2 separate regions of the Homo sapiens genome follow, and region 2 is linked to region 1. Evidence: chromatin loops called from intact Hi-C (ENCODE). Cell type or tissue: OCI-LY7. All regions are shown on one strand. Links, peaks and the distances in the headings refer to the core of each region. The heading gives the core; the rest is flanking DNA.

Region 1 (15,064 bases), core at 4,389-12,388:
TGAGGCAGAAGAATCACTTGAACCCAGGAGATGGAGGTTGCAGTGAGTTGAGATCGTGTCACTGCACTCCAGCCTGGGCGACAGAGTGAGACTCTGTCTTAAAAAAAAAAAAAAAGAATCTTTGAAGCTGGACAAGGTGGCTCACACCTATAATCCCAGTACTTTAGGAGGCCAAGGTAGGAAAATCGCTTGAGCTGAAGAGTCGGAGACCAGCCAGGACAACATGGCAAGACCCCATTTCTGCAAAAAATTTAAAAATTAGCTGGGTGTGGTGACGTGCTCCTATAGTCTCAGCTACTTGGGAGGCTGAGACAGGAGGATTGCTTGAGCGTGGGAAATCAAGGCTGTAGTGAGCTATGATTGTGACACTGCACTCCAGGCTGGGTGACAGACTCTGCCTCAAAAAAAAAAAAAAAAACCAAAAAAAAAAACTCTGAATCTGCTTATGATTTGTAAGCCCCTACTTCAAGGTATCCCACCTTTTTGGACTAAACCAATGTGTATCTTCCATGTATAAAATCAAACTGTAGGCCGGGGACAGTGGCTCACGCCTGTAATCCCAGAATTTTGGGAGGCCGAGGCAGGTGGATCACTTGAGGTCAGTAGTTCTAGACCAACCTGGCTAACATGGTGAAACCCCATCTCTTCCAAAAATATAAAATATCAGCTGGGTGTGGTGGCACGTGCCTATAATCCCAGCTACTCGGGAGGCTGAGGCAGGAGAATCACTTGAACCCAGGAGGTAAAAGTTTCAGTGAGCCGGGATCGTGTCACTGCACTCTAGCCTGGGTGACAGAACGAGACTCTGTCTCAGAAAACAAACAAACAAAAAAACCAACTGTATGTAGCCCAACCACTTCTGGTGCGCTTTCTTAAGCCTTTTTGAGACTGTTACCCCAGGCCACAGGCACTCCTATTGGCTCAGAATAAACCTCTTTAAAACATTTTACAGAGTTTGGTTTTTCGTTAACTATCTTTTTTTTCTCCCCTCTTTGGGTACAGGGTCCTGCTCTGTTGCCCAGGCTGGAGTACAGTGGCATGATCTCACTGCAGCCTTGATTTCCGGGCGCTCAAGTGATCCTTCTACCTCAGCCTCCTGAGTAGCTGGGATCACAGGTGTGGACCACCATGCCTGGTTAATTTTGTTTGTTTTTTGTACGGACAAGGTCTCTCACGATGTTGCCCAGGCTGGTCTTGAACTCATAGGTTCAAGCCATTCTCCTGCCTCGGCCTCCCAAAGTGCTGGGATTACAGGTGTGAGCCACCACACCCCGCTGTCCTGTGCAGATTTTTTTTTTTTACCACTTGTCTCTCTGTGTTGGAAACTGCAAGGTATTCACAGTAAAGCCAATTTTTTTTTTTTTTTTTTTTGAGACAGATTCTCGCTCTGTTGCCCAGGCTGGAGTGCAGTGGCGCGATCTCAGCTCACTGCAACCTCTGCCTCCCGGGTTCAAGGGATTCTCCTGCCTCAGCCTCCCGAGTAGCTGGGATTACAGGCATCCGCCACCACACCTGGCTAATTTTTATATTTTTAATAGATACAGGGTTTCACCATGTTGACCAGGCTGATCTCAAACTCCTGACCTTGTGATCCGCCCGCCTCGGCCTCCCAAAGTGTTGGGATTACAGGCAGGAGCCAAGGCGCCTGGCCGGTAAAGCCAATTTAAACTCAGTGGAGCCTGCAAGCATTAATTAACACTTCTGTTTGAAAATGGTAAAGTGACAGAGCCTGCCAAAGAAAGGCCTCAGAGCTCTCTTTACCAGAGTTGCCGGGAGTGAAGAGATGAAAAATGACCTTGGGGGAGCTTCAGAATTAATTTCATTTCATGCAAAGAAAAACAAGGTTAAAAACATTTCAAGGCAATAAAGTATCTTCAAGTGCCAGCACTGGGCAAATAAACCAGCAGTCCCAGGTGGTGGGGGAGAAGTGATCAATGGAGCAGGGTGTGTGCCAAGCAGGGGACTTCAGTGTCAGTGCCGCTCTATGCTGTCTAAGAAGGGGGAGGTGGGAGTTACACAGTCAGTGTGTCTTCAGGGTCAGAGAGATGCACTCTCGGAGTCCCTGTCACTGGTTTTTAGGCTGCTGGTTGATCTGAAGGCACATGTTTTCAATTCTGCAGCAGCTGCGGGCCTTCCTAGTTCCTGGAGCCTTGCTCTTTTTCTTTCTTTCTTTGTTTCTTTTTTTCTTTTTTATTTTTTTTGACATGGAGTCTAGCTTTGTCGCCAGGCTGGAGTGCAGTGGTGCGATCTCAGCTCATTGCAACCTCCACCTCCCAGGTTCAAGCCATTCTCCTGCCTCAGCCTCCCACATAGCTGGGACTATAGACGCACACTACCACGCCTGGCTAATTTTTGTCTTTTTAGTAGAGATGGGGTTTCATCATATTGGTTAGGCTGCTCTCAAACTCCTGACCTCAGGTGATCCACCTGCTTTGGCCTCCCAAAGTGCTAGGATTCTTTTTTTTTTTTTTTTTTTTTTTTTTGAGACAGAGTATCACTCTTGTCCAGGCTGGAGTGCAATGATGCCATCTCGGTTCACCACAACCTTCGCCTCCCAGGTTCAAGCGATTCTCCTGCCTCAGCCTCCTGAGTAGCTGGGGGTACAGGCATTTGCCACCATGACCAGCTAATTTTGTATTTTTAGTACAGATGGAGTTTTTCCATGTTGGTCAGGCTGGTCTTGAACTCCCGACCTCAGGTGATCCCTCCACTGCAGACTCCCAAAGTGCTGGGATTACAGGAGTGAGCCACCACGTCCAGCCGGGATTCTTTTTAGGAGATGGGGTCTTGCACTGCTGCCCAGGCTGAAGTGCAGTGGTGCAATTATAACTCACTGCAGCCACCAACTCCTAGGCTCAAACGATCTTCCTGCCTCAGCCTCTCAAGTAGCTGGGACTAGTAGTATGTGCCACCATGTCTGGCTAATTTTTTTTTCTTTTTTGTAGAGGTGGGATCTTGCTTTGTTGCCCAGGCTGGTCTTGAACTCCTCAAGCCATCCTCATGCCTCGGTCTCCCACAATGCTGGGATTGCAGGTGTGAGCTACAGCGCTCCCTGGACAATCCTCTCTCTATTCTCAGAAGGGTTTCTCAGCCCAGCCCCTTTGACATTCAGAGTTCATCATTTTTTGTGGTTGTGTATGGCGTCGTGGGGGGCTGTCCTGTGTATTGCAGGATGTTGAGCAGTGCTCCCAGCCTCTGTCCAGTAGATATCAGGAGCTCTCCCTCCTGAAGTTATGACAACCGGAACCACCCCAGGTGTTGTGAAGTATCTCCTGGGAGCAAAACTGTCTCCCTGGCTCCCTGAGAAGCACTGTTGTGGGGAGTGGCAAGAGTTAGCTGAGTCTGAAGACTTCTGAGGCACTCAGAATTGAAAAGGGACTGCTGCGGTTTGGAATGGGTCAAGTTTATCTCTTTGAGTAAAACTGTCTCCATGGGCTGGGTGTCTGACGCCTGTAATTCCAGCACTTTGGGAGGCCAGGGCAGGTGGATCGCTTGAGCTCAGGAATTCAAGACCAGCCTGGACAACATGGTGAAACCCCATCTCTACGAAAAAAAAATTAGCGTGCGTGGTGGTGGGCGCCTGTAATCCCAGCTACTCGGGGGGCTGAGGTACAAGAATTGCTTGAACCCAGGAGGGCGGAGGTTGCAGTGAGCCGAGAGTGTGCCCCTGCACTCCAGCCTGGGCAACAGAGTGACCCTATCTCCAAAAAATAAAAAAAAAGTTTTCACATAATTTAGCACTTAATTGTTTGGTGGGTGTGGTGGAAAGAATCATGAGTGCCCAAAGATGCCCATGTCCTAATACACAGAGCCTGTTACCTTATATGGCTGTGATGAAGTTAATGATTTTGAGAAGGGGATTGTCCTCGATTATCTGGGTGGGCCCAGTGTCATCATGGGGCTCTTGTAAGAGGGAAGCAGGAGGGTCAGAGTCACAGAAGGAGACGTGATGATGTCATGTCAGAAGCAGAAACAAGAAACCCGGCACGGTGGCTCACACCTGTAATCTCACACTTTGGGAGGCTGAGGTGGGCAGATCATTTGAGCCCAGGAGTTCCAGACCAGCCTGGGCAACATAGTGGGACCCCATCTCTATAAAACAATACAAAAATTAGCCAGGCACACACTGCCTGTTGTTCCAGCTACTTGGGAGGCTGAGGTGGAAGGTTTGCTTGAGCTCAGGAGGTCAAGACTGCAGTGAGCTGAGTTTATGCCACTGCACTCCAGCCTGGGCAACAGAGAGAGAACCTGTCTCAAAAAAAAATTTTTTTTTAAAGAGACATTATTTTTTAGAGCATGTGTAGGTTCACAGCAAAATTGAGCAGAAAGCATAGAGTGCCCACATATCCCCTATTCCTCCTCCCCCACCCATAACCCCCCGACTATCAACGTCCTCCATAGAGTGGGTTTGTTACAACTGATGAACCCACATTAACACATCACCATCTCCCCAAGTCCCTAGTTCACACGAGGGTTCACTCTTGATTCTATGGATTTTGACGAATCTATATGGCATGTGTCCACCATTATAGTGGCACATAGAATAGTTTCACCAAAATTTTACCTTTTTTTTTTTTTTTGAGAAAGGGTCTCACTCTGTTGTCCTAGGCTGGTGCACAGTGGTGTGACCCTTGGCTCACTGCAACTTCACTGCAGCCTGAGACCTCCCAGGCTCAAGTGATCCTCCCACCTCAGCCTGTGGCTACAGGCACACACCATCACACCCGGCTAATTTTTGAATTTTTTGTAGAAACAGGGTTTTGCCAGGCCTGGCGCAGTGGCTCATGCCTGTAATCCAAGCACTTTGGGAGGCCGAGGTGGGCAGATCAGGAGGTCAGGAGTTCGAGACCAGCCTGGCCAACATGGTGAAACTTCGTTTCTACTAAAAATACAAAGAATTGGCTGGGGGTGGTGGTGCACGCCTGTAATCCCAGCTACTTCAGAGGCTGAGACAGGAGCATCACTTAAACCCGGGAGGCGGAAGTTGCAGTGAGCTGAGATCACGCCATTGCACTCCAGCCTGAGCGACAGAGCAAGACTCCATCTCGGAAAAAAAAGAGTTTTGCCATGTTGCCCGGGTTGGTAACCCCTGAGCTCAAGCAATTTGCCCACATGGTCCTCCCGAAGTCCTGAAATGACAGGTGTGAGCCGCTGTGCTGGGCAAAATTTTATTTTTTATTTTTTTTATTTTTTGTGAGACAAAGTCTTGCTTTGTTGCCCAAGCTGGAGTGCAGTGGTGTGATCTTGGCTCACTGCAACCTCTGCCTCCCAGGCTCAAGCGATCTTCCCACATCAGCCTCCCAAGAAGCTGGGACTACAGGTGTGCACCATCATGCCAGTTAATTTTTGTATTTTTTGTGGAGACAAGGTTTCATCATGTTGCCCAGGCTGGTCTTGAACTCCCGGCCTTAAGGAATCCACCTGCCTCAGTCTCCTGAAGTGCTGGGATTACAAGCGTGAGCCACTACACCCCAGCAAAATTTTACTTTTAATGAAGACTGCGGACCACAAGAAATGCTAGCATTGTCAGTATTGGCTCACTCAGTAGGTACCCAGTGTCATTCCCAGACAGCTTCACCTAGCACCTATAACTTTGGCCAGTTGTCTACTAAATTATTTGTTATAAGGAGGAGCAGGCAAGAAAGATCAGTGTAAAAATCACCCCAACTGTATGAAAAATGTTTAAAGCATGCCTCCTTATTGGGATAAATTCTGCAAATCCCCAGCTCCTACTGTAGGGTAGAGGAAAGGAATACACCAGAGAGCAAAAGCCACAGAGCTGTGCCCTCCCAGAACCTCCAATCCAACACAGCATCACACAGAGCTTCAGCAACACTGGCTGTGCACAGTCTGCACACCCGGAACAAGCCAGGATTTGCCCGGATAAAACAACACAACTTTCTTATGAGACATTCGAGCTGGGCTTTCAGCTCCTAGCAAAGTCCTATGTCAAACAAGGCCAGGCCAAGCTCCAGGATGCCCGACCCCTGGGCAGGTTTTCTCTCCCAAGGTTTCCTCTTTCCTCCAGTTTGTTGCTTGCCCTGTCAGGGTCTGAGGAAGGATGACAACAGAGAAACCTAGATTCTGGTCCCATGTGGGCATCTGCAGGCAAGTCATAGACACTCTGGACCAAATATCCTCATCTGAAAATAAAGGTTTGGCCATGATGGCTTCCAGGGTGTCTGTTAGTCAAGAAATATTCTGGGCCTGGTGTGGTGGCTCACATCTGTAATCCCAGAACTTTGGGAGGCAAAAGCGGGAGGATTGCTTGAGGCCAGGAGTTCAAGACCAGCCTGAGCAACATAGCAAGACCCCCATCTCTACAAAAAATAAAATAAAAATTAGCTGGGCATGGTGGCATGCACCTGTAGTCCCAGCTACCCAGGAGGTTGAGATGGGAGGATTGCTTGAGCCTAGGAGTTCAAGGTTACAGTGAGTTATGATTGTGCCACTGCACTCCAGCCTGGGCAGCAGAACAAGATCCATCCCAGCACTTTGGAAGGCCGAGGTGGGTGGATCGTGAGGTCAGGAGTTCGAGACCAGCCTGGCCAACATGGTGAAACCCTGTCTCTACTAAAAAAAATACAAAAATTAGTTGGGCATGGTGGTGCGCGCCTGTAATCCCAGCTACTCGGGAGGCTGAGGCAGGAGAATGGCTTGAACCTGGGAGGCGGAGGTTGCAGTGAGCCGAGATTGTGCCAGTGCACTCCAGCCTGGGCGACAGAGCAAAACTCCATCTCAAAAAAAAAGAAGGGAGGAAGGGAAGGGAGGGAGGGAAGGAGAGAAGGAAGGAAAAGAAAGAAAAGGAAGACAGGAAGGAAGGAAGGGAGGGAGAGAGGGAGAGAAGGAAGAAGGAAGGAAGACAGAAAAAGAAAGGAAGGAAGGAAAATGCTCTCATTCGGCTGGGTGCAGTGGCTCACGCCTGTACTCCCAGCACTTTGGGAGGCCAAGGTGGGCGGATCACCTGAGGTTGGGAGTTCGAGACCAGCCTGACCAACATGGAGAAACCCAGTCTGTACAAAAAATACAAAATCAGCTGGGCATGGTGGCACATGCCTGTAATCCCAGCTACTAGGGAGGCTGAGGCAGGAGAATCACTTGAACCTGGGAGGCAGAGGTTGCAGTGAGCTGAGATCGCGCCATTGCACTCCAGCCCGGGCAACAGAGCAAAACGCTGTCTGAAAAAAAAAAAAGAAAAGAAAATGCTCTGATTCTCACCCAGGTGGAGTCCCTGCAGGACCCATGCTCACCACTGTTTCTATGTCCCTAGTCAACCAAACACCACCAACCCTTAGCTAGTAGCTTCAGATGAATTCCAAATGCCTAGGCAAAAGTTTTAGCCATGGCCCTCTGGCCTTCTAATCCTTCATGGCTTACCAAATTAACAAATTCCAGGCGGAAATGGTCTCTTGAAGTGTGTAGGAATCACTGTGCTGTTTTTGAAGTCTTGCATGAAAGAAACCTCAGGGCTCGGAGACCAGGCTCACATCCTTTCGTGCCCTGCAGAGGGCGACCCGCTCTTGCAATCGGATTTTCTGTATTGTGAGGGAGTTACTGTGAAGTGTGCCTCCTTTTTGTGTGGCTAACCCCCAGGGCTGGGACGGAAGAGGAATTGAACTGGCATAGTAAATTAAAATGCAATTTGAACTTCAATGCAGCCTTTCAAATGAGGCTCTGCTGCGCTCTCCTGACACCCCTCCTCAATTCTTCTCTGGGGTGGCATGGAGGTATCTGATGTTCCTATTTAAATCCCTGAGTTCATACACTGTCCTTATCTGTCATTTCCTCTTTGAAAGGCACTGAGAACTCAATTCAGGGAAAATTGAAAACCTTTCCAGATATTACTGTTTTGAAAGTGGTTTTGCCAAAAAATATAACAGCAAATAAACTCTAGTAAGAATGAGATTCATTTAGCTCTTGTTGCCTTTGACCTCAGAAGAAAACATCTAACAGGAAGCCTAGAAAGTCACAGTTAAATATATAAATTCATTTTGAACTAAGAGTCCTTTTTTTTTTCTTCAGCACTAGAATTCCTGCAGTAGAACAGGTATATATATATGTATATACATTTTTTTACATCAAAACCACTTAGACCAGGTGCGGTGGCTCATGCCTATAATCCCAGCAATTTGGGAGGCCAAGGCAGGTGGATCACCAGAGGTCAGGAGTTTGAGACCAGCCTGGCCAACATGGTGAAACCCCGTCTCTACTAAAAATACAAAAATTAGCCGGGTGTGGTGGCGCATGCCTGTAATCCCAGCTACTCGAGAGGCTGAGGCAGGAGAATCGCTTGAACCTGGGAGGTGGAGGTTGCAGTGAGCTGAAAATACGCCACTGCACTCCAGCCTGGATGACAGAGCAAGACTCCGTCTCAACAACAACAACACTTAATGCTGCCTCAGGTTGCTAAGAGGAGCCTGGAGAGTGGAAAGTTGTGTGCACAGGAGAGACTTTAGTCCACTGTCATTTGTGCCTTTACCATTGTCGTCTTTTCAGTGGCCCTTATTATTGGGGAGTTTTGCTGCTTGTAGTCATTCAATGACATTTTCCTCTAGCCCTCAGTGACTGCTGCAATCCCCTTTTCTTTTCTCTTTCTTTTTTTTTTTTTTTGAGATAGGGTCTTGCTTATTGTCCAGGCTGGAGTGCACTGGTGCAATCACAGCTCGCTGTAGCCTCGATCTCTGTATTAGTCCATTCTCACACTGCTATAAAGAAATACCTGCAACTGTGTAATTTATAAAGAAAACAGGTTTAATTGGCTCACGGTTCTGCAGGCTGTACAGAAGGCATGGCTGGGAAGGCCTCAGGAAACTTACAATCATGGTGGAAGTTGAAGTTCCATATCTGGAGCAGGAGGAAGAGAGGGGGGAGGGGCTACATACTTTTAAACAACCAGATCTCATGAAAACTCACTGGCACAACAACAGCCAGGAGGAAGTCCACCCCCATGACCCAGTCACCTCACACCAGGCCCCTCCCTCAACACTGGGGATTATAGTTCTACAGGAGATTTGGGTGGGGACAGAAATCCAAACCATATCAACCTCCCAGGCTCAAGCAATTATCCCACCTCAGTATCCCAAGTTGCTGAGACTGCAGGTGTGCCAGGTGTGCACCACCATGCACAGCTAATTATATATATATATATATATATATATATATATATATATATATATATTTTTTTTTTTTTTTTTTTTTTTTTTTTTTTAAGAAATGGGTTCTCACTATGTTGCCCAGGCTGATCTCGAACTCCTGAGCTCAAGTCATCCTTCTGCCTCGGCTTCTCAAATTGCAAGAATCACATGCAAGAGCCATTGAGTCCAGCCCCTTTGCTTTTCTACGTGAACTTAGTATGGGAGTTATCAGGTTGATTCTGGAGGTCATTTGTCCCTCACCTGCATTCAAGGAATAGATTCTCCCATCCTCAGTGTTTGCCATCAGAAAGACGTAGCTGCCATCCAACTTAAGCTGCCCTTGCTGGAATTTAGATGAATTTTCCTGTTATCTTTATAGGGTGAGTCGGTTACCCTTCTGTAGTGGGTGAAGTCGTGTCCCCCAGAAAAATATGTCCAAGTCCTAACCATCGGTACTTGTGAACTTAACCTTATTTGGAAATAGGGTCTTTGCAGATGTCATTAAGTTGAGGATCCCCAGAGGAGATCATTCTAGATTCAGAGTACCTACTACATCTAATGACTGGCATCCTTATAAGAGAAAGGAGAGGGAGATTTGAGACACAGAGACGCATAGGGAAAGGTGACATGAAGATGAAGGCAGAGGCCAGACATGGCAACTCACACCTATAACCCCAGCACTTTGGGAGGCCAAGGTGGGTGGATCCCTTGAAGCCAGGAGTTTGAAACCAGCCTGGCCAACATGGCAAAACCCCATCTCTACTAAAAATACAAAAATTAGCTGGGTGTGGTGGTGTGCACCTGTAATCCCAACTACTTGGGAGGCTGAGGCAGGAGAATCACTTGAACCTGGGAGGTGGAGGTTGTGGCGAGCCGAGATCATGCCACTTCACTCCAACCTGGGTGACAGAGTAAGACTCGGTCTCAAAAAAAAAAAAAAAAAAAAAAAGATGAAGGCAGAGATGGGAGCGACGCGTCGACAAGCCAAGGAACTCCAGCTATTGCTGGGAGAGGGCGTGGAATGGATTCTTCCTTGGAGGCTCCAGAAGGAACCAGTCCTGCCAACACTTCGATTTCAGATTTCTGGCTTCCAAACTGTGAGAAAATACCTGTCTGGTGTTTTAAGCCACCCAGCTTGTGATAGTTTGTTATGGTGACCCGAGGAAAGTAATACGCCTTCTCTCCAGGGCATTAACATTTGGGCAAGGGTGTGTAATGATTCTCTCATTTTTAACTTCCAGTTAAATAATCCTGTTTTTGAATAATTTATGTTCTAAGACTTCCATTTTTAGATGCTTTCCTTCTGTGCCCCCTTCCCTTGGGCCACTGCAGACTTCCCTTGGCACTTCTTCTTCTCCCAGAGGTCACCTCCCAGCAGGCTCTGCTCCGGGGATGCCTGGTGGGTGGAGGGCTGCCTCTTCCCCCACTTCACTGGGGTGGGCTGCTTACATCTTGAGGCTCAATCACATGCATCAGAAGCTGCAAAGTCCCAGAAGGCAGATATTGTTTTCTCCTACCTTGTCCTCAGTTTGCTGTTGATTTCCTAAAAATAGACTTTACCTTTTAATAACTTCCTAGCTTGCCATAATTGCCAGGTCCCATGCTGTTGGATAGATGGGACAGGCAAGAGCTCGGCAGCCACTGTGAGTCCCTCCTGTAGGGGAGGGCAAATGGCAAGGGTTGTCCCAGAGGGCCCCAGAGTGCTTGGCCCAGGTGAGCCCTGCTCTGAAAGGAGAGACTTGGATCCCCTTTGCCCTAACCTGGGGCCAAGCTCTGAAAGGACAGAGGTTCCCTTCTGCTCTGAGCTGCCTCCTCTGGGCTTGCAGGAGAGGGGATAGCAAAGGCTCTACCCAACCTCAGCAGCTGGGGGAGTCCAGAGGCCTCTGGAGTGCTCTGCAGGTGGGCAGCCTGGGGCTCTCCACAGTGTCTCAAGGGACAGCTTCCCCTGGGGCACCACAGTGGGAAAGATGCCAGGCAGAGAAGTTCCCTTTTTCCTCCGGGCTGTGTTGAAAGGTGGTTACTGGAACCACTTACTCTGTTAACAAAAATCAACTGTCTGTCCTTAGGTTATGAAGGGTGGGGGATGGAGGGCGCAGTGTGGGGAGGGAAAGTTGGAGTCGGGGGTGCATAAAGGGAATTGACTTTGCAGTCCCAACTCTTCTTTTCTAGAATCCAAGATTCAGTCTCCCCTTGGATGACAGCGTCTCTCTCTATGTCTAGTTTTGTAGGATGGGGATCCAATTTTATTAAGGTAGAGAGGGCAGGTCCTTGCCATGCAGGAGGCAATCAGGAGGAAATCACTCCAGAGCAGTTGGCATGCTCTCAGGTCCATCTGGCACCTGCCCCAGGGCTGCCTTGCTAGCAGAAACCATTCTGCCCTTAACCTCCGGTACCCTGCCAAGGAGGTCGCCATTCCTGGGGCATCTGCTGCTATTGGGAGCAGGCTTCCTGGCCAGGGGCCAGCTGTGAGGGCCCCTTTTCTAGGAGCAGAGTAGGAAGCCATGCGGTGTGGGCACAGGCTGCCAACATGATGATCCTCTCCCTATGCTGCCGAGAGGGGCCTTGGGGACAGAGAAGCTTGGGTTCACATTACATCCCCCCACTTCTTAGATGTCACCCTGAGCAAAGGTGTAACTTTTCCAGGCCTCGATTTCACTGCAGCACTCAAGAAATGGCTACTTCATGGGGTTAAGGTGAGCATCATTTAGGGGGTGCTCAAATGGTCCTTTGATTAGGTATAAATAAGGAGTGAGACCACTTTGCACAGAGGAGACCCTCAATAAATTCAGTGAATCAGAAACATCACAATTATCCCCTTCTCCTGAGAGAAGGAGCATGTGGACCAATGCCAGCCTAGATCAAAATGCTGGTCGTCCTTTTTTTTTTTTCTTTTTTTTTTCCTTGAGACAGACTCTTGCTTTGTTGCCCAGGCTGGAGTGCAGTGGCATGATCCCCACTCATTGCAACCTCCGCCTCTTGGGTTCAAGCAATTCTCTGGCCTCAGCCTCCAGAGGAGCTAGGACTACAGGTGCATGCCACCACACCCAGCTAATTTTTGTATTTTTAGTAGAGATGGGATTTCACCATATTGACCAGGCTGATCTTGAACTCCTGACGTCAAGTGATCCACCTGCCTGGGCCTCCCAAACCGCTTGGATTACAGGCGTGAGCCACCGTGCCTGGCCATCTTTTATTTATTTATTTATTTATTTTGAGATGGAGTCTCACTCTGTCACCCAGGCTAAAGTGCAGTGGCGTGATCTCAGCTCACTGCAACCTTCGCCTCCCAAGTTCAAGCAGTTCTCTGCCTCAGCCTCCCAAGTAGCTGGGATTACAGGCTCCCGCCACCATGCCCAGCTAATTTTTGTATTTTTAGTAGAGACGGGGTTTCACTATCTTAGCCAGGCTGGTCTTGAACTCCTGAGCTCTTGAACTCAGCTCAAGTGATCCACCCGCCTCGGCCTCCCAAAGTGCTGGGATTACAAGCGTGAGCCACCGCACCTGGCCCATGTTTTCTTTTTTTTTTTCTTTTTCTTTTTCTTTTTTTTTTTGAGATGGAGTCTTGCTCTGTTTCCCAGGCTGGAGTGCAATGGCGCAATCTTGGCTTACTGCAACCTCCACCTCCCGGGTTCAAGCGATTCTCCTGCCTCAGCCTCCTGAGTAGCTGGAATTACAGGCGCCTGCCACCTCGTCCAGCTAATTTTTGTATTTTTTAGTAGAGATGGGGTTTCGCCATGTTGGCCAGGCTGGTCTCGAACTCCTGACCTCAGGTGATCCACCTGCCTCAGCCTCCCATAGTGTTGGGATTACAGGCATGAGCCACCATGCCCGGCCCACCTTTTCCTTTTAAACAATGGATTTTGCCACTTGATCTGGAGCTGGGGTCCTGGAGGCCTGGGTCAGGATGGGAAAGGGGGTGGGGTCAGCCCTGGCTGTGGCAGAGAGGCTCCGAAGCTCTGGACCCGGCAGAGTGGAGTGCAGGAGGCTCTGTTCCTCTTCTGGCACGGGGCCAGTGGATGCTGGCCTCCACTCAGCATCACTTCATGGTGACATCAAGCCCGTGATCTTCAAGGCACTTTGTCAGTGTACAGCCAGCAGCATTATGTTGGAGCTGTCCCTCATCTTTGCAATCATCTAGTTCAAGCTCCTCTCTTCTGCAGCTAAAAACGTGGGTGCTCATGCTGAGATCACCCACAAGCACTGCCCAGCTGTCACTTGGGCCTCTGAAGGAGGCCAGTGAGGAGGAGGAGTGTGTGGGGCCACTGGGCCTAGCACCCTCTGGGTATGAGCCTGGGCTTTAGAATGAGGTGGAAGGTGGAGGAGGTGGGTATTGGGAAGCGGCAGGAGGGCTTTTGGGAAACTTGGAATTCCCACTCTCAGTGACGTGTCTTAGGAGCCCCCTGGAACATTTCTATTTCAACTGAGTTGATCTGAGGAACTCTGACCACCATTTTCACCCAGTGGCATTCAAGGTAAGGAAAAGCGAATATTTTTTCTTGTTGTTGTTTGAGACAGGGTCTCGTCTGTCACCCAGGCTGGAGTCCAGTGGCACGATCACAGCTCACTGCAGCCTCAACCAACCAGGCTCAAGCAATCCTCCTACCTCAGCCTCCCGAGTAGCTGGGACTAACAGGTAGGCACCATCATGCTCGGCTACTTTTTGTATTTTCTTTTTTATAGAGGTGGGGTTTTGCCATGTTGCCCAGGCTGGTCGCAAACTCCTGGACTCAAGTGATCTTTCTGCCTCAGCCTCTCAAAGTGTTGGGATTACAGGCGTGAGCCACCGCACCCGGCCATAATTATTTTAAATAGAGTTGAAGTCTCACTGTGTTGCCCAGGCTGGTCTCAAACTCCTGAGCTCAAGTGATCCTCTGGCTTTGGCTTCCCAAAGTACTAGGATTACGGGCATGAGCCAGGGTGCTTTGCCTAATTTTTAATTTTTTTGTGGAGACAGGGTCTTGCTATGTTACTCAGGCAGATCTTGAACTTCTAGCCTCAAGCAATCCTCCTGCCTCAGCCTCCCAAAGCGCTGGGTTTACAGGCGTAAGTCACTGCTTTTGGCCTCCTCTAACCTTGATTCTGTATTCCCCTCTCCTGGGTGCCTGTGCACACATACACACACACATTCACCCGCTTATACATTTGCACATGCACCTGTACACTTGCACACTCTCCCTCATAAACTTTTTTTTTTTTTTTTTGAGACAGAGTCTCGCTCTTGTCACCCAAGCTGGAGTGCAATGGCATGATCTTGGCTCACTGCAACCTCTGCCTCCTGGGTTCAAGCGATTCTCTTGCCTCAGCCTCCCGTGTAGCTGGGATTACAGGCATGTGCCACCACGCCCGGCTAATTTTTGTATTTTTAGTAGAGACAGGGTTTCACCATGTTGACCAAGCTGGTCTCAAACTCCTGACCTCAAGTGATCCACGCACCTCGGCCTCCCAAAGTGCTGGGATTACAGGCATGAGCCACCGCGCCGGGCCCCTCATAAAGTCTTGCACACACTCAAACGCTCACCCACCACACCTACACACACCACACACACTCCCTGTCCTGCACACCTCTGCACACACGCACCTGCCCAGAGCACCTTGCTGGTTCCCCCGCTCCTGCTCTTGGATGGTTGAGCTTTGCCGAGACACGTCTGGAAGTGGAGTTGATCTGCTCACCCTCCGTTTTGCTCCCCCGACCCCAGCCCTTCCTGGGCTGTGTCTCCTCTTGACTGTCCTTCAGCTGCCCGCAGCCTTGCCTTCAGCATCCTTCCACCCACCTTGAGTGTTCCACCGTAAACCTACCCCCTGCTCTGGGATTCGCCTCATGCTTTCCTGAGCTCAGTGCCATCCTGCATTTCCCTCTTCAGCTCCTCTCCTCACGGTCAGCCGGGCTGAATAGGGTCCCTCCCTCCCTGCCATTTGATGGCCCATCGGTT
Region 2 (15,064 bases), core at 4,286-12,285, 64 kb after region 1:
TTCCCTACAGAGAAGGACAGCAGTGACCTTCTGCAGAGGTTGGATTGAAGGGGCTCACACGTGGACATTACCCAGCATGGTTGGTGCCACATGGCACAAGAGTGACCAGCTGGGAGCCCTCCTCCTGAAGCTGGGCCCAGCCCCACCTCATCTCACCTAAGGAGGGGTGGGGGTCAGAACTGAGCCCTGCTCACTGTATCATGGGGGTTCTTTTGGTCACTGGTCAAAAGGAGGGACATGGGGTAGTGGGGAAACTGAGGCAAGTAGGTTTCTGGAACTGTTCGAGGGTTGGCTCTGTGAGATTCCCCTGCCCCTCTGGGGAAGTCTCTCCTTGAAGTCCACCTTCTTGAACTTGCAGGGCTTGGCTTTCTGGCTCCCCTGTTCTGAGTGATGAATATTGTAGACATCCCAAGTTAAATAGGTTGTCATCTGGGTGGGTGCTGAGGGGCTCTTATTATGCCATCTGTCATCTCATCATTAGATTCATTCCTCTGGTTTCACATGCACTTCTTTAAACTTGCAAAAGCCCTCAGAAGGAATCTCACGCTTATTAGTCATTCAAGCCTGAGTGTAAGTTAATTTATCCCGTCTCTGACTTGCAGAGATTCCTCAATCTCTGAGCCTCCAAATTTTCCTCTGGTAAATGGGGATGGTAATACCCACTTCCCAGGCTCGTTGCGAGGCTGTGCAAAGATAAAGCAAGGGAAGGGGCCTCAGCAGCATCTGTCAAACGGCGAGCACTCCATCAATACTTAATGGATGTGTCGAGTCTGAAATGGGGGCACTGCAGCAAAGCGTGTTTATGAAAGAGGACCAAGGAGGTGCTGGAGTGTCTGTGTGGGAGAGGCTGAGGATTGAGGTGGGTGGGGATGGGAGGGAGCAGTCGTGAAGGTGAACCGGAAGGGTGGCTTGGGGAAGGGCTGGTGGGAAAAGTGGTGCATGGGAAGATGGGGTGTAGACAGAGATTCATAAACTACCTGGCTGCCACCCCTGGAAAGGAGGTGTGCCTATCTGGGTGGGCTGCTACAGAGGCCTTGAGGAAGTTGAACCTCCAGAAAGGTCAGGGGTCTAAGAGGTGGGAATTAGGGATGGGGGAGAGGAGGGGTTTTTGGCCGGGCTCTGGTTTTTATGCCTATCTCCCTAAGGGGGTTAGAGAGTCAAGGTAACTCACCTACCCCATGGCTCTTGCCCCATCTGGGCAGGATCAGACTCAGTGCCCCAGAGTGCAAGGGGTGTAGGAGCCCTGCTGTGCTCGGTGCTATGCAGTTTTGCCTGGGTATGGGGGTGGGGGTCCAACCCCAGCTGCAGGTCTGGGTCTAAAGATGGATGGAACCACATAGGAGAGCACTTGCCCAAGGTCATACAATTGGACTAGAGGTGTGTGTGCATTCGTGTGTACATGTGCATGTGTGTGCATGTGTGTGTGCGTGTACGTGGTCTTAAACTTTTTAATGGGGTATCATATACACAAATGAACAATCCATGCAACTAACAACCCAGAGCAAGGACCAGAACGTGATCAGTCCCCAAGTGTCCCCATGCCACTTCACAGTCATTACTCACCCAAGGATAGTCACGACTTGACTTCTGATCACATAGAAGAGTTCTGCCTGTTTTTTGGACTTTGTGAGCATGGAATCGTTTCAGGAGTTGATATGGTTTGGCTGTATCCCCACCCAAATCTCATCTTGAATCGTAGTTCCCATAATCTCCACCTCTTGTGGGATAGACCCTGTGGGAGGTAATTGATTCATGGGGGTGGTTTACCTTGGTGCTGTTCTTGTGATGGTCAGTGAGTTCCCACAAGATCTGATGGTTTTATAAGGGGCTTTTTCCCTTTTGCTCGGTACTTCCCCTTCCTGCTGCCATGTGAAGAAGGACATGTTTGCTTCCCCTTCCACCATGATTGTAAGTTTCCTGAGGCCTCCCCAGCCATGCTGGACTCTGAGTCAATTCAACCTTTTTCATCTATAAATTACCCAGTCTCAGGTATGTCTTTAGTAGCAACGTTGAGAATGAACTAATAGAGGAGTAGTCTTTTGTGTGTGTCTTTTCTCTCAGTAGTACATGTGTGAGACTCACTATCTTGTATGCGGTTGTAGTCACTTGCACTTTTTTTTTTTTTTTTTTTTTTTTTGCTGTGTAGCCTTCCATTGTGTGAGTACACCACCATATTTTTATCCATCCGACCATTGGTGGGCATTTGGTCGTTTCCAGTTTTGGGCTTTTGCGAACAGTGCTGCTATGAATATTTCAGTGCACGTCTTTTGGTAAACATACGTAGGCATTTCTGTTGGGTATACCTAGGAGTGGAGATTCTACGTGTTGTAACATTAGTTCTCAGACCAAGTTTATCCAAGCCAGTCTTTTCACATTTCCCAGGCCTCAGAAGCTGAGTGCCTGGAATACAGAACTGAAGTCCGGGAGAAGGAGGAGACAGACAAGAAAAGGGCCGCTGAGAACCCAGGAGAGCTGACCCTGATTCACTTTAGATCCCGACTCGCATTGTCCTCCATGATTTCTTTCATACCCTTGGATCAAGCTAATCTGCTTGGGCAGACCCAAGGCAGGGACTCAGGCCGGGAAAGCAGTGTGCAATGTGGGTTTAACATCCTGATCCTGCAAGAGAAGCCCCTCAAACTACATCCCCACGCAGTGCCTGGGGCAGCCCTGCAGAAAACCTAGGAGGTACCAGCATTTCCACTTAGGAGATGCCTGAGGGAAGGATTAGGGCTTCACGGGGAGGTGCTTGGCAAATTGCTTGGCTGAATCAGGCCTGGGGAGGGATCTTGGAAGTCCTGGGCCAAGGTTGGATTGTTGGATAATGCACGTTTTGTTACCCAAAAGAAATCTGCGGAGTCTAGACAACCCCAGAGCAGAATCAGGAGAAGGAAACCCTCTAAGGCCCTGCTATTTAGAAAAAAAAAAAAAAAATTGCATTGGTCAACAAAACAATCTGTGTACAAATGGGAAAAACAATCTCTCCTCCCCTGTCAAACCGGTGACAGAAGTGGGGTCCCACATGGACTGTGGCTGCGAAGGGAGAGGGAGGAGAAGGCTTTTCTCGAAAAGAAGAGGAGGGCGTCATTCAGCCTCTTGTGGACTGTGGTCTATGTGTGGGGCCTCCAAATTCTCCTCTGTGCCTGTTTATACTTCATGATAAACTGCGTACTTTGGGGATGAAATGTGACTGACATCTCATTCTGTATTCTGCACACTCATCTTAAAGATTCAAGAGAGGAGGCTGCATGGGGAATCATGACCCGGAGGAGATCTGACTTCTTTCCCTCTTGCTGCATTTGGGCTGGGCCTGGGCTCTGGGGAGGGCTTTCCGGCATTGCCCCCTCCCAGGCAGCTCTGCCCCACTTCCCACCCCAGGTCCTCCTCCTGTTTCCTGCCCTTCCAGCCCTTCTCGCCTAGGCCTCCTTCCCCATGTGGCTGCAGATAGTGCTGTGAGGCTGTTTCCTGCCCTCTGACTTGTCTTGAAGAAGCAGTGGTAGGAGGCTGGGTGTGGTGGCTCACGCCTGTAATCCCAACACTTTGGGAGGCTGAGGCAGGTGGATCACCTGAGGTCAGGAGTTCGAGACCAGCCTGGCCAGCGTGGTGAAACCCCATCTCTACTAAAAATACAAAAATTAGCAGGGTGTGGTGGCACGTGCTGTCATCTCAGCTCCTCGGGAGGCTGAGGCAGGAGAATTGCTTGAACCAGGGAGGAGGAGGTTGCAGTGAACTGAGATTGCGCCACTGCACTCCAGCCTGGGTGACAGAGCAAGACTCTGTCTCGGCTTAAAAAAAAAAAAAAAAAAAAAAGTAGTGGTAGGAGGCTATCTTTTGGGAGGGGTCTGTAGGCTGAAGGTCCATGGCACAGCTGCATGTGTCTACTGGGCCCTGCCAGACCTCCCAGGCCTCCACCAGGGATTGAACCTGGGGAAGGCTACCTGGCTCTGTGGATGGCTCTGGCTCTGGCTCTGGCCCTTGGTACTAAGGGGCCCTGGGGCTCTTCTCTCAGGCTTGATGGATGGGGGACCGGGGCCCGGAGGTCTGAGGAAGAGCCTGGTGTGGCCTCCCACGGCCTGTCCTTGTCTTCTCTGCTGCCCGGAGCCCAGAGCTCCCGTGGCCTCAGCTGGTTTCTGCGGTGAGCGAGTACAGAGAGATAAATGTGCGCATTTCTCCAGCTGCACGAACACCCAGTCACAGTTCCCTTCTCAGTGCCAGGGAGGTCTCTGCTTTCTGGAGAGATGGGGGCTCATTCAATTTCCAATGGTAAAGGGTGGGGATGGGGACAAGAAAAGGGGGACGAAGGAGGATGAGAGAGACAGAGAGAGACGAAGAGCGTCTGGGGAGGAGACGGGGCCTCGGTGGGTAATAAACACATCCCGTCTGTAAATGAGAGGATCTATTTGTATCTCCCAGCGTCCCAGCTTTCCTTATTTATATGGAAATATGGAGGGAACGTGTGCCTGTTCTGAGTTGTATCACTGGGGCCTCACATTAGATATATTTCAATTTAGCTGATGCCAAGAGTGGTGAAGTGACTCTGGGGAAGCGATGTCAGCTTGCTCTGCTGACAGTCCCGGGGCCAGTGGTGGCTTTTAGGGGAGTGGGTCACTGGGGGAGAGTCGGCCTGACCTGCTTCCCTCCTGGGTACCCACCCCCTGCCTAGTCTTTGGGCATTTCCAGAGCACAAAATGTGCCTGGTACCCCGAGGGCTCATTGGGAAGGGGTAGGGGCTGTCTCCCCAGGTCTCAGGGGTTTCTGGAGTTCCATGCCATCTGCAGAAGATGGGAGCAGCTCCTGAGCCCCTGGCACGGGGGGACTTGGTCCAGTCTGATGGGGTGGGGCTTGAAGAACTACAGAAGGGGCATCTGGTTCCGCAGGCATGGTCATCGTGAAACCCAGGCTGCAATGACCCATGCCTCTGTATGTCCTCAGGGTTTTTGTTTGTTTGTTTGAGAGAGGGTCTCGCTCTGTTGCCCAGGCTGGAGTGCAGTGGTGCAATCGTGGCTCACTGCAGCCTCAATCTCATGGGCTCCAGCAATCCTCCCACCTCAGCCCTGAAAGTAGCTGGGATTACAGGCACATGCCACCATGCCCAGCTAATTTTTGTATTTTTTATTGAAAAGGGGTTTTGCCATGTTGCCCAGGCTGGTCTTGAACTCCCGAGCTCAACCAATCCATCCACCTTGGCCTCCCCAAGTGCTGAGATTATGGGCATGAGCCACTGCACCTGGCCTGCTGCCAGTTTTTATAGGAGCGTTTCTTTCTTTTCCCATTTCTCTAATCTCCGGAGGCAATTAGGGGAAGACACAGAAACAGAAGTCAGGGCGATAGAGACTCAGAGCTCAATGAGCCCAGCCCCCTCATTTTACATGAGGGTAAATTGAGGCCAAGAGAAGGACGGTGACCTGCTCACCTGTCTGGTCCGCAGCAGAGCGGGCCTGGAGTCCAGGCTTCTGCCCCATCCCCCTTGACTGGGCCCATGCCACCATGCTGCTGCTGCAGCCTCCACTTTGTTGACTTTCAGGGGCCTCTGCAGCTCTAGGCCAGCCCTCATAGTTTTTGGCCCATCATCTGTTTTTCAGCCTGCTCAATGGGACTGGGAGCGTGGGGTGTGGGTAGGGAGCTGTGACCGTGAGGTTTCTGGGAGGGGGCTCAGGCGATAGGCAGGGGCAGAGGAAGCTTGGGGTGGGCTTGGAGAGTGGGACCAGTAGTGCAGCAGGCAGGGTGCCAGGCCTAAGGCGCTCCAGGGAACACAGCGTCACCCCAAAAGCCACGCTGTGGGCTCAGCACCACTGGGGTGCTGCGTCTGCAGGAACGAGCTGCTGACCAGGCTCTGTGGTCAGTCAGGCCTGAGTGCTCTGGCCACGGCACCGCTATGGTGTCCCAGCTGTGAGACACCTTATGGGATGAAACATTCCTTTTTTCATCTCAGTCCTTTGGGGAAGGGACTACTCCAGCCCGAGCTATGAGCGACAGCCCACCAGGGCTGCCCAGTGAGGCCACGCAGGCTGTGCGCTGCACGACTCCACGACAGACACCCTTTAGGCGGCCACAATACCAGTGGTGTCCTGTGGAGTTGTAGAAAGCAGTGGCCAGGCAGGTCATCTGATGTCCTCCAGTTTTTTTAGCTGAAATGATGGAAATCTCTTCATCTACTCTGTGCTACAAGCACTGGTTGCAAGCTCGGTATTGAATTTGGATGATGGGCTTGGGCAGACATCTCTGAAACGAGAGTGATCTGAAAAAGTAAACCGTTGCCCCCGCCTCTGGGAAGCTGAAAGAGAGAGGGAGCTATCTATATCCTGTTTTCTCCCACTCCTTTGGAGAAGGACTACTCCAGCCCAAGTTATGAGCGATGGCTCACCAGGGCTGCCCAGATTAACCGATTGAGTGTGTGAGTGCGTGGGGAGGGCCTGAGAGGCTGGAGAGACCTGAGTTAGTGTCATCTAACGCTAGTATGAAATTTCCCGGTCCCAGCTGAGTTTTTGAAAATCCACTCTGTTTTCCGTAGAGGGACTTGTGGGGAGGTCCTTTGCTGCTTCAGCTCTTGGGGTGGGGAGGAAATATGCCCATTTTCTCCAATACCCGACCCCCTCCGTGAGCCTTCCTGGGCATCTCTGCCTCTCTCTCCTCCTTTTCTTCTGCCCGCCACATCCCCCCTGCTCCCATTCATGCCTGTTCTTCAGAGCCAGGAGCCCTGTGTCTTTAAGGAAATCGCAGCTTCTCCTGTTTTGCAGCCCTAGCCTGGCCGGCATTTCCAAGGTGTGTGAGTGGTCCCGCCCCAGCTCCTGTGGCCTCCCTTCTGACCTCAGGCGGGTTCACCTGGCAGGGGAGCCCAGCCAGGGGGTGACTTATATCAGGGTGGGAACGTGGCAGCAGTGGCTGGGCCAGCCAGAGCCAGGGAAGAAGGGCAGAACCAAAGCAGAGGTGTGAGAGCAGCCCCGGTGATGCAGAAGCCGCTGGCTGCCCCTGCTCCGCCCACTGCCTCTAGCTCCCTCTCTCCTTTCCCTGTTCTGCCTCTTCTCAGTGGCCTCTCTCGTCACCTTCCTGGTCCTGTGGTCTGCAGACGGGGCCTGTTATTCTTGCCTTGAGACGGGGATGCTGAAGCTCAGAGCCATTCAATGACTGCCCTGGTCACACAGGGGTCAGCGGGCAGAGGCCCCAGTCCCCTTGCCCCTCCCCAGGTGGGGAGACTGCAGTGTGTTCTACATGGTCTCAGGGCTCCCCAGCAGGGCTAAGGTTGGGCGCCCGGGTGGTAATATTCTCGGCAGTGCAGCTTTCCACAGCTTCCCCGTCTCTCTTCCTCACTCTCCTGCTGGGGTTTCCATTAGCTCCCGGTTAAACTACTCACCCTCAAACCCTTGTCCCAGGCTCTGCTTCTGGGGAGCCCAACCCACGGCATCCTCCATTGGGCCCCTGGACTGGCAGCCTGGGAGCATCGAAGGTTCATGTTCCCAGGTGACTTGGCTCGTTTTGGGGGAGTGATTTCAAGCCTGATCCATAGGGGTTTGGGAGGAGCTGAGTTGCGGATTTTAGTGCCTGGAGCCCAGCACCCTATGGACTGTGTGGAGGGGCAATGTGAAGCCTTCAGATTTAATTAAAAAGGAAGGCGAGAACTCGCTCCCGCACACTGGCACGTGCAGCGCTAATGATCGGGAATGATTAGAAAGGAAGCCGTGGAGGACTGCAGGCTGGCTGATGGGATCTTGGTCGAAGTGCCTCATTTTCATGTAATTTTCTTCTTCATAAGGTCTCCCCTCCCCAGGCTGGGAGCAGAGGGAAGAGCAGCCGCCTCAGCCCCAGGGAACCTGCCCTTGTCAGTTGATCTTTGGAAATCCAAAGACCAGCTTGAGATTCAGAACACATGCATTATGGTTTCCAACAGGAGGGTCCAGGGAAGAGGGATGGGGAAGAGATGGAGTTAGGGCCCAGAGGCCGGGCAGGAGAAGGAGGGCTGGGGAAGCAACAGGGCCCTGGGGCCCTGAACACAGGCTCCCAACTTCCCTGCATGTCCGGATCCATGGGGAGCAAGGAAAGTGCAGATTCCCGGGCCCCGGGTCCTAGAGAGTTGAATGGGCAAATCTAGACCAAGGCCCAGAAATCTGAATTTTAACAGCCTGGCCAGAAGATTCAGATGCTGCTGGGTGATTGGCCACACTTCTAGGAACCCTGATCTAGAAGTCCTGCCTGGAGCTTACCGTTTGGGGGCTCTGGGGCTTCTTTCCCAGTGCTGGGCCTTTTCTGCCATCTCACGGACATGAGGGTTGTTGGGCCCCAGAGCACCTCAAAGGTTACATCTAAAGTTCCTTTTTATGGTTGACAAAATTGAGGCCCAGAGGGCTTAGGAAATGATCCCAATGTCACATGGCTAGTGGGCAACGGGGCTGCCCAGGGCTCTGCACTCCGCCACGATGCTGTTCTCTGCACCGCAAAGCAATGCAGCAAAAGGGTCAGCAGTGCCTGGGAAGATGGAGCTGAGGCTGGGGTCTGGTGTTGGTTGGTGCTGGGGGACTTTGGGGCCAGCTTTGTCTGAGCTGCCCCAGCTCGGACACCAGGTGGCCTCCAGGCTGCTCGGGCCTCCCCTAACCATACCCACACTCTGCCCACAGTGATGGGGGGCCCCGAGTCCCGCGGCGTCCTGCGCAAGATGAGCGACCTGCTGGAGCTGATGGTGAAGCGCATGGACGCACTGGCCAGGCTGGAGAACAGCAGTGAGCTGCACCGGGCCGGCGGCGACCTGCACTTTCCCGCAGACAGGTGAGGGGACGTGGGGAGGAGGCACACGGAGCAGGGGAGCGGTGGCACCTGCCACTCCATCCGGGGTGCTGTCCGTCATCTCCTTTTGTGAATCTGGAGAAGATTTGGACCACACTGTGGTACAGCCCAGAGTGCATTTCTACCACCCAAATTTAACAACCGTTAACATTTGGTCACATTTGTGGCCTGTTTTCCTCTTTAAATAAAACGTCACAGATGAAAACTAAAAGGCCTTTTAATGACTTCTCCCTAGAGACAAGTGCCTCCCTGAATTTGCTGTAAGTTTTTCCAGTCCATTCCGAGCACATTTGCACATATGTTTAACACACACACATTATAAATTCATAGTGTGTGATTTTAACAAATTCCATGTAAGTGGCATCTCACAGCACATATTCCACTGCCCCTTTTTTTTTTTTTTTTTTTTTTTGACACAGAGCCTGGTTGACTCTGTCACCCAGGCTGGAGTGCAGTGGCACAGTCTCAGCTCACTGCAACCTCTGTCTCCTGGGTTCAAGCGATCCTCCCACCCCAGCCTCCTGAGTAGCTGGGACTACAGGCGCCCACCACCACACCTCGGTAATTTTTGTGTTTTTAGAAGAGACAGGGTTTTACTATGTTGGCCAGGCTAGTCTCAAACTGCTGACCTCATGATCCACCCGTTTGGCCTTCCAAAGTGCTGGGATTACATCTTTGCCTTTTAAATTAAAAAAAAAATTTTTTTTTGAGACACTCTTACTCTGGGCTGGAGTGAAGTGGCACGATCTTGGCTCACTGCAACCTCTGCCTCCCAGGTTCAAGTGATTCTCGTGCCTCAGCCTCCTGAGTAGCTGGGATTATAGGAGAGCACCACCACGCCAGTTAATTTTTCTGTTCTTTTTAGTAGAGATGGGGTTTCACCATGTTGGCCAGGCTGGTCTCGAACTCCTGACCTCAGGTGATCCAACCGTCTCAGCCACCCAAAGTGCTGGGATTACAGGCATGAGCCACCCCGCCTTTTTTAAAAAAATCTTTTCATGATGATTTTGAACTCTGTGTTGAGGGGCATGTGTGGATACTATGTACCCCTGGCCATTTTTGCCAAGTAGAACTTTCTGGTTTATTTCTTCTAAATATTCTCCTGCTTCGGCCAGGATGTCTGAGAGCCCAGAGTCTGTGCTGCTATCCTACAAGCCCCAGGGACACATGAGGTGTGACATCCAAATCATGTGTCCTAGGTATATAAGGCATCTCCTGGACCTCAGAGAACAGGAGTGCGGGAGGTCAGGCTGTCCCAACTGGCCCCTAGAGGTGGATGTGGAAGGAGGGGCTTTGACCCCACCCTATTCCAGGGAGACGAGCTCCACTTTCCCTCTTTTATATATTGGGGTTCTTTGTGAAATTGATTTGCTAAATGTATTCTAGCTGCTAAAAATTAAGCTTGAAACGCACTTTTAGACAATTTGCAGAAAAGCTATTTCTCAGCCAGCGTGTGTGATGGAAAAGCCAAAGCTCTAGGCATTTCTAAAGTACGGAGTTGGGTGAAACAGAAGAAAATGATGACCCACAGGAGGTCACTGTGCCCGTGGGAGGGTTGGAGGGATGCCTGCCTGAGTCAGGCCTGAAACACAGTGCGCCCATGTGGACTGGTGTGGGATCCGTTGCCATGTAGCCTGCTGGTGCTGGGCTGCTGGCCATGGGGCCAACCTCTAACTGGCCTTGCCGATTGAGTGAACGTCCTGGATGCCTGGTAGGCCAGCCTGGTGTGAGCATCATTACCCTCATATTAGCTGACATTTACTCAAAACACACTAAGCACCTGGCATGGTTCTTACTGCATAAGCTTAAGATAGGTAAGATAAGATAGATCTTACCTACCTCACAACCATCTTATGGTTTAATCTTTAAAGATTTAATTAAATCTTTACTCTCCCAGAGGAGGAAGCTTTAATCTCCCAGAGGAAGAAACTGAGGCACAGAGAAGTTCAGAAACTCACCCAAAGTTGCACAGCTGTAAGAGGCTGGACTTGGCTTTGGGTTCAGGCTAACTGGCTCCACAGCCCACATTTCTAAGCACTGTGCTCTTGATGATTGATTCAATATGTGGTTATATGTGGTTTGGTTTTTGTCCCTTTCTAAGAGGTTTTATTTATTTATTTATTTATTTTTTTGAGATGGAGGCTTGCTCTGTTGCCCAGGCTGGAGACCAGCAGTGGCACGGTCTCGGGTCACTGCAACCTCCGCCTCCTGGGTTCGAGCAATTCTTCTGCCTCAGCCTCCTGAGTAGCTGGGATTACAGGTGTGTGTGCCACCATGCCCAGCTAATTTTTTTTTTTTTTTTTTTGAGACAAAGTCTCGCACTGTTGCCCAGGCTGGAGTGCAGTGGCATGATCTCGGCTCACTGCAAGCTCTGCCTCCCGGGTTCAAGCGATTCTCCTGCCTCAGTCTCCTGAGTAGCTGGGATTACAGGCACATGCCACCACACCCAGCTAATTTTTGTATCTTTAGTAGAGACGGGGTTTCACCATGTTGGCCAGGATGGTCTTGATCTCTTGACCTCGTGATCCACCTGCCTCGGCTTCCCAAAGTGCTGGGATTATAGGTGTGAGCCACTGCGCCCGGCCTAAGTTTTGTATTTTTAGTAGAGACTGGGTTTTGCCCTGTTGCCTAGGTTGGTCTCGAACTCCTGACCTCAGGTGATCCGCCCATCTCGGCCTCCCAAAGTGCTGGGATTATAGGTGTGAGCCACTGTGCCTGGGCTACTGGATTTATTTTTTAAAAAGATCATTCTGACTGCTGTGTGAAAACTGGATAAACAGGGTGGCAGGAGGGGAAGCAGTGAGGCCGTGGTGGAGATGGGGAGTGCCTGCAAAGGGATCTGAGCTTCCTTGGAAATCCCCCTGAGGCATGAGGCCGTTTTCCTCTCTGTGTGCATGGATCCTTCTTCTCTGACACTGTCTGTGTGCCCTCGGATCCAGCCCCTGCCCCCCAGCTCCATCTTTCTCCCTCAGATCCAGTCCTTTGCCCCTCTTTCATTCTTTTCTGCTTTCCTGTCTGCCTCCAGCGGTGCCTCTGATGCAGCCTCTGTCCGCAGGCCTGTTCCCCAGGTCAGGAGCAGGCCTTTTTGGTCTCTGTTGAGGATATTGCTGCAGGCAGCAGAGCTGAAGGTCCAGTGGACCCCTGGACTCCAGGTCTGCCTTCTTGGGCTGGGGGTGGTACTGCTGGCGCATCCAGTGTTTCTCTGATTTTTTTCCGGTCCTGGCCTGTGCCTCCCTCCCCTGCCCTGCCCTTTGTCTCCTCCTGGGGAAGGAGGGAACTTGTAGGGGGAGGGGGAATATGCGCCACCTCCCAGCTCCCTCCTGGGAAATAGCAACCATCCATCACGACCGGCAGAGCCCATCACACCCACAGGCAGAGCCATCAATTTCAGGGACACTGTGGTTGCTGGTTTCAGGGAGAGAAATGGTGGGTGTGTCCCGGGCCTGTGAAAGCCGCCTGCTCACACGCTCCCGTGCACAAACACTGCTGCCCCCTCCGCACCCTGAACCTGACTCCAGGTTAACCAACCTGCAGCTAGACCGGCAAGAATCCTGCAGGAGTGCCTGCTGCTGCATTTCCAGAAAACTCTCAGGTGCCTGCACTTGGATTCCCCACTTAGAAATTTCCTGTGGCTTAAAAAAAACACGTCCCCTGTTCTTCCTCAGCCCTTTTGGAAGCTTCTGGGCTGCCGCCTTCCACTCATGGCTGGTGTTTCCTCAGGGAAAGTAAATTTGCAATTTTAGCCTAGGAAAACATAATTAGAGAGGCAGATTTGCTTCAAATGGCATCGTATTATGTATCCTCAAGCCAAATAGTAATGATCTTTGAATTTTCCATAAGGCCATAAAACCACCGAAATTTGAGGCTGTCTGGATTGAAGAGGTCAGTCCGTATTTGTTGAATGCCTAGTGTGTGCAGAGTCTGGGCTGGAGGTTTGAGAGCAGGTGGAGGGGACACAAAAAAGATGGAATTCCACTGCATGCCCGGTGCCCAGCCTGGCCAGTGGCCCCTCAGAGTGGGGCAGACCTGGGCGGCCTTGGGCTCTGCGAGCCTCAGGTTCTTCACGTGTGTGTTAGAGATGATGCTGATGGGAGGCCTGGGCCCTGTGCTTGGCGCTCAGAAGAATAGTTTGTCTCCTTTCCTTTCCTTGTACCGTGAGGGTCCAGAGAAGGGGGTGACCCAACCACTCTTTGGGAGGCTTAGAATCACCAAGTCCCCATGGCACAGGGGAGTTTGGGATAGCCTTGAAGGAGAGACATTTTGACTGGGGAGACAGCCAGCACTCTGGACAGCGGGAAGGAGCAGATGGCTGAGGTGGCTGAGCCCGAGGGAGGTGGACCAGGGAGGAGGGGCCACCTGGGAGCACTGTGGCCGGAGGACCTGGTGAGTGAGGGGCAGTGGTGGGCTTGAACCCTGAACTTTGATGGCTCTAAAGACCACCTTCAGGCTGGGTGTGGTGGCTCACAGCTGTAATCCCAGCACTTTGAGAGGCCGAGGTGGTCGGATCACTTGAGGTCAGGAGTTCGAGACCAGCCTGGCCAACATGATGAAACCCCGTCTCTACTAAAAGTACAAAAATTAGCCAGGCGTGGTGGCACATGCCTGTAGTCTCAGCTACTTGGGAGGCTAAGGCAGGAGAATCGCTTGAAGCTGAGAGGCGGAGGCTGCACTGAGCTGAGATCGCACCATTGCACTCCAGCCTGGGTGACAGAGTGAGAGTCTGTCTCACAAAACAAAAACAAAAAAACACCGTTGTCCTCTAGACTCCCCAGTTTATGTCTTAAGCTGGCGCTGTAGCCCTGGATGCTGCTGCTCTCAGAATAGGCACCTGCTGACCCACCTGGGTGTCCTGGGAACACTCAGACGTGGGGTCTCCTGGTTGCACTCAGGATCCCCTTCTCTCCCAGCCCCCATCTCAGGCTGTATCAGTGCCATTATTGCCATGGCTCGGACCCCAACCTTGCAGTCACCCCTGGCTCTTCTCTCTCATACACTTGCCCCATCCCTCAGCAAATTCTCCCACCTTCAGAATACGCCTTAGAAGCCCACCTCTTCTCACCCCACTGACTGACCCCAACCAGCTATTCCAACTCAGCAGCCGCTAGGGTCTTTCTTTCCCTCCCTCCCTCCCTTCCTTCCTCCCTCCCTCCCTCCCTTCCTCCCTCCCTCCCTCCCTCCCTTCCTCTCTCCCTCCCTCCCTCCCTCCCTCCCTCCCTTCCTTCCTTCCTTTCTTTTTTCTTTTCTTTTTTTTTTTTTTAACAGAATCTTGCTCTGTCACCCAGGCTGGAGTGCAGTGGTATGATCTAGACTCACTGCACCCTCCGCCTCCAGGGTTCAAGCAATTCTCCCGCCTCAGCCTCCCAAGTACCTGGGATTACAGGCGTGCACCACCATGCCCGGCTAATTTTTTTTGTATTTTTAGTAGAGATGGGGTTTCGCCATATTGCCCAGGCTGGTCTCGAACTCCTGACCTCATGTGATCTGCCCGCCTTGGCCTCCCAAAGTGCTGGGATTGCAGGTGTTAGCCACCGTGTCTGGCCCAGTGGGGTCTTTCTAAGTCATCAATAAGTGTCCAGGTCCCTCCTCTACTCCCCGCTCCCTCATGGCCCCCCAGCTCACTCGAGTAAGAGCCCAGGTCCTTCCATTGGCCCCACCATGCCTGGCCCCATGTCCCTCTGGCTCCTCCTGCTGGTTCTGCCACTGTCCCTGGAGCACAGTGATCTCAGAATTTGCTTCCCCGGGCAGGTGGTAATGACACCACACACAGCCCAACCCCAGCTCTGCTCCTTTTAACAGGGGGAGTGCATGTGTGCACGGGTGTATTTATGTATTTATTTTTTTGTTTGGAAGAGAGGAGTCCTCTCTGCTCTCACTTGGGGAGGGGGCCTCCCCAGCATCAGGGTGGGGAGCTCTGGATGGGCCAAGGAGGAGCTGAAGCAGAAGAGAGCAGTGCGAATGCAAGCCAGGCTGGATGCTGGGGTGGGGGCTCCATGTCCCGTGTGGTGTGTGTGAAAGAGACAGAGGCGGACGCAGAGACATGGCGACAGAGAGGATCCGTCTCCCCTGCTCCGGCGCTCATGTTTCCAGCCGTGTGCACTCAGGTCTCCCGGTATGCGTGTCTGTAGGCACCTGTGTACGTGAGTCTCTGTGTTTTAAAAGAAAAGTGATCAGTTTCATAACAAAATAACAGCCCCAGCAAGCACCCTAGCCAGCGGCGGGGAGATCAATATCCCCGTTAATTGAATGCAACTCTCGTAAATCAGGAGAGGGAGTCAGAATTAAATCTCTT

The links. A loop is a pair of places that touch in the nucleus more often than their neighbours do. Peaks named below come from ENCODE experiments on the same cell type or tissue, not always from the same donor. Only the 100,000 strongest peaks of a DNase experiment are listed, where the experiment ranks them.
Region 2: a loop joins it to region 1, with 2.4 times the contacts of the local background. A loop is called at or near these places in 2 of 110 quality-filtered maps.

Annotation. Positions count from the first base shown.
Region 1 is chr17:76,809,215-76,824,278 of GRCh38, forward strand. It overlaps LOC107985089 (a long non-coding RNA gene), which reads left to right and starts at 13,726. Exons shown (of 4, transcript XR_001753021.2): 1 at 13,726-13,767. RefSeq lists a silencer at 3,179-3,379. In OCI-LY7, for the core only: CTCF peaks have their summits at 7,500 (motif pointing right), 7,704 and 11,002; DNase peaks (open chromatin) are centred at 7,517 and 11,027; H3K4me3 peaks cover 383 bases; H3K27ac peaks cover 950 bases.
Region 2 is chr17:76,873,542-76,888,605 of GRCh38, forward strand. MGAT5B (alpha-1,6-mannosylglycoprotein 6-beta-N-acetylglucosaminyltransferase B) reads left to right here. Exons shown (of 18, transcript NM_001199172.2): 3 at 8,610-8,757. Among named protein-coding and RNA genes, the nearest start is that of MGAT5B, 13 kb to the left of the region's middle. RefSeq lists an enhancer at 11,443-12,317. In OCI-LY7, for the core only: no CTCF peak of the experiment used is centred there; no DNase peak of the experiment used is centred there.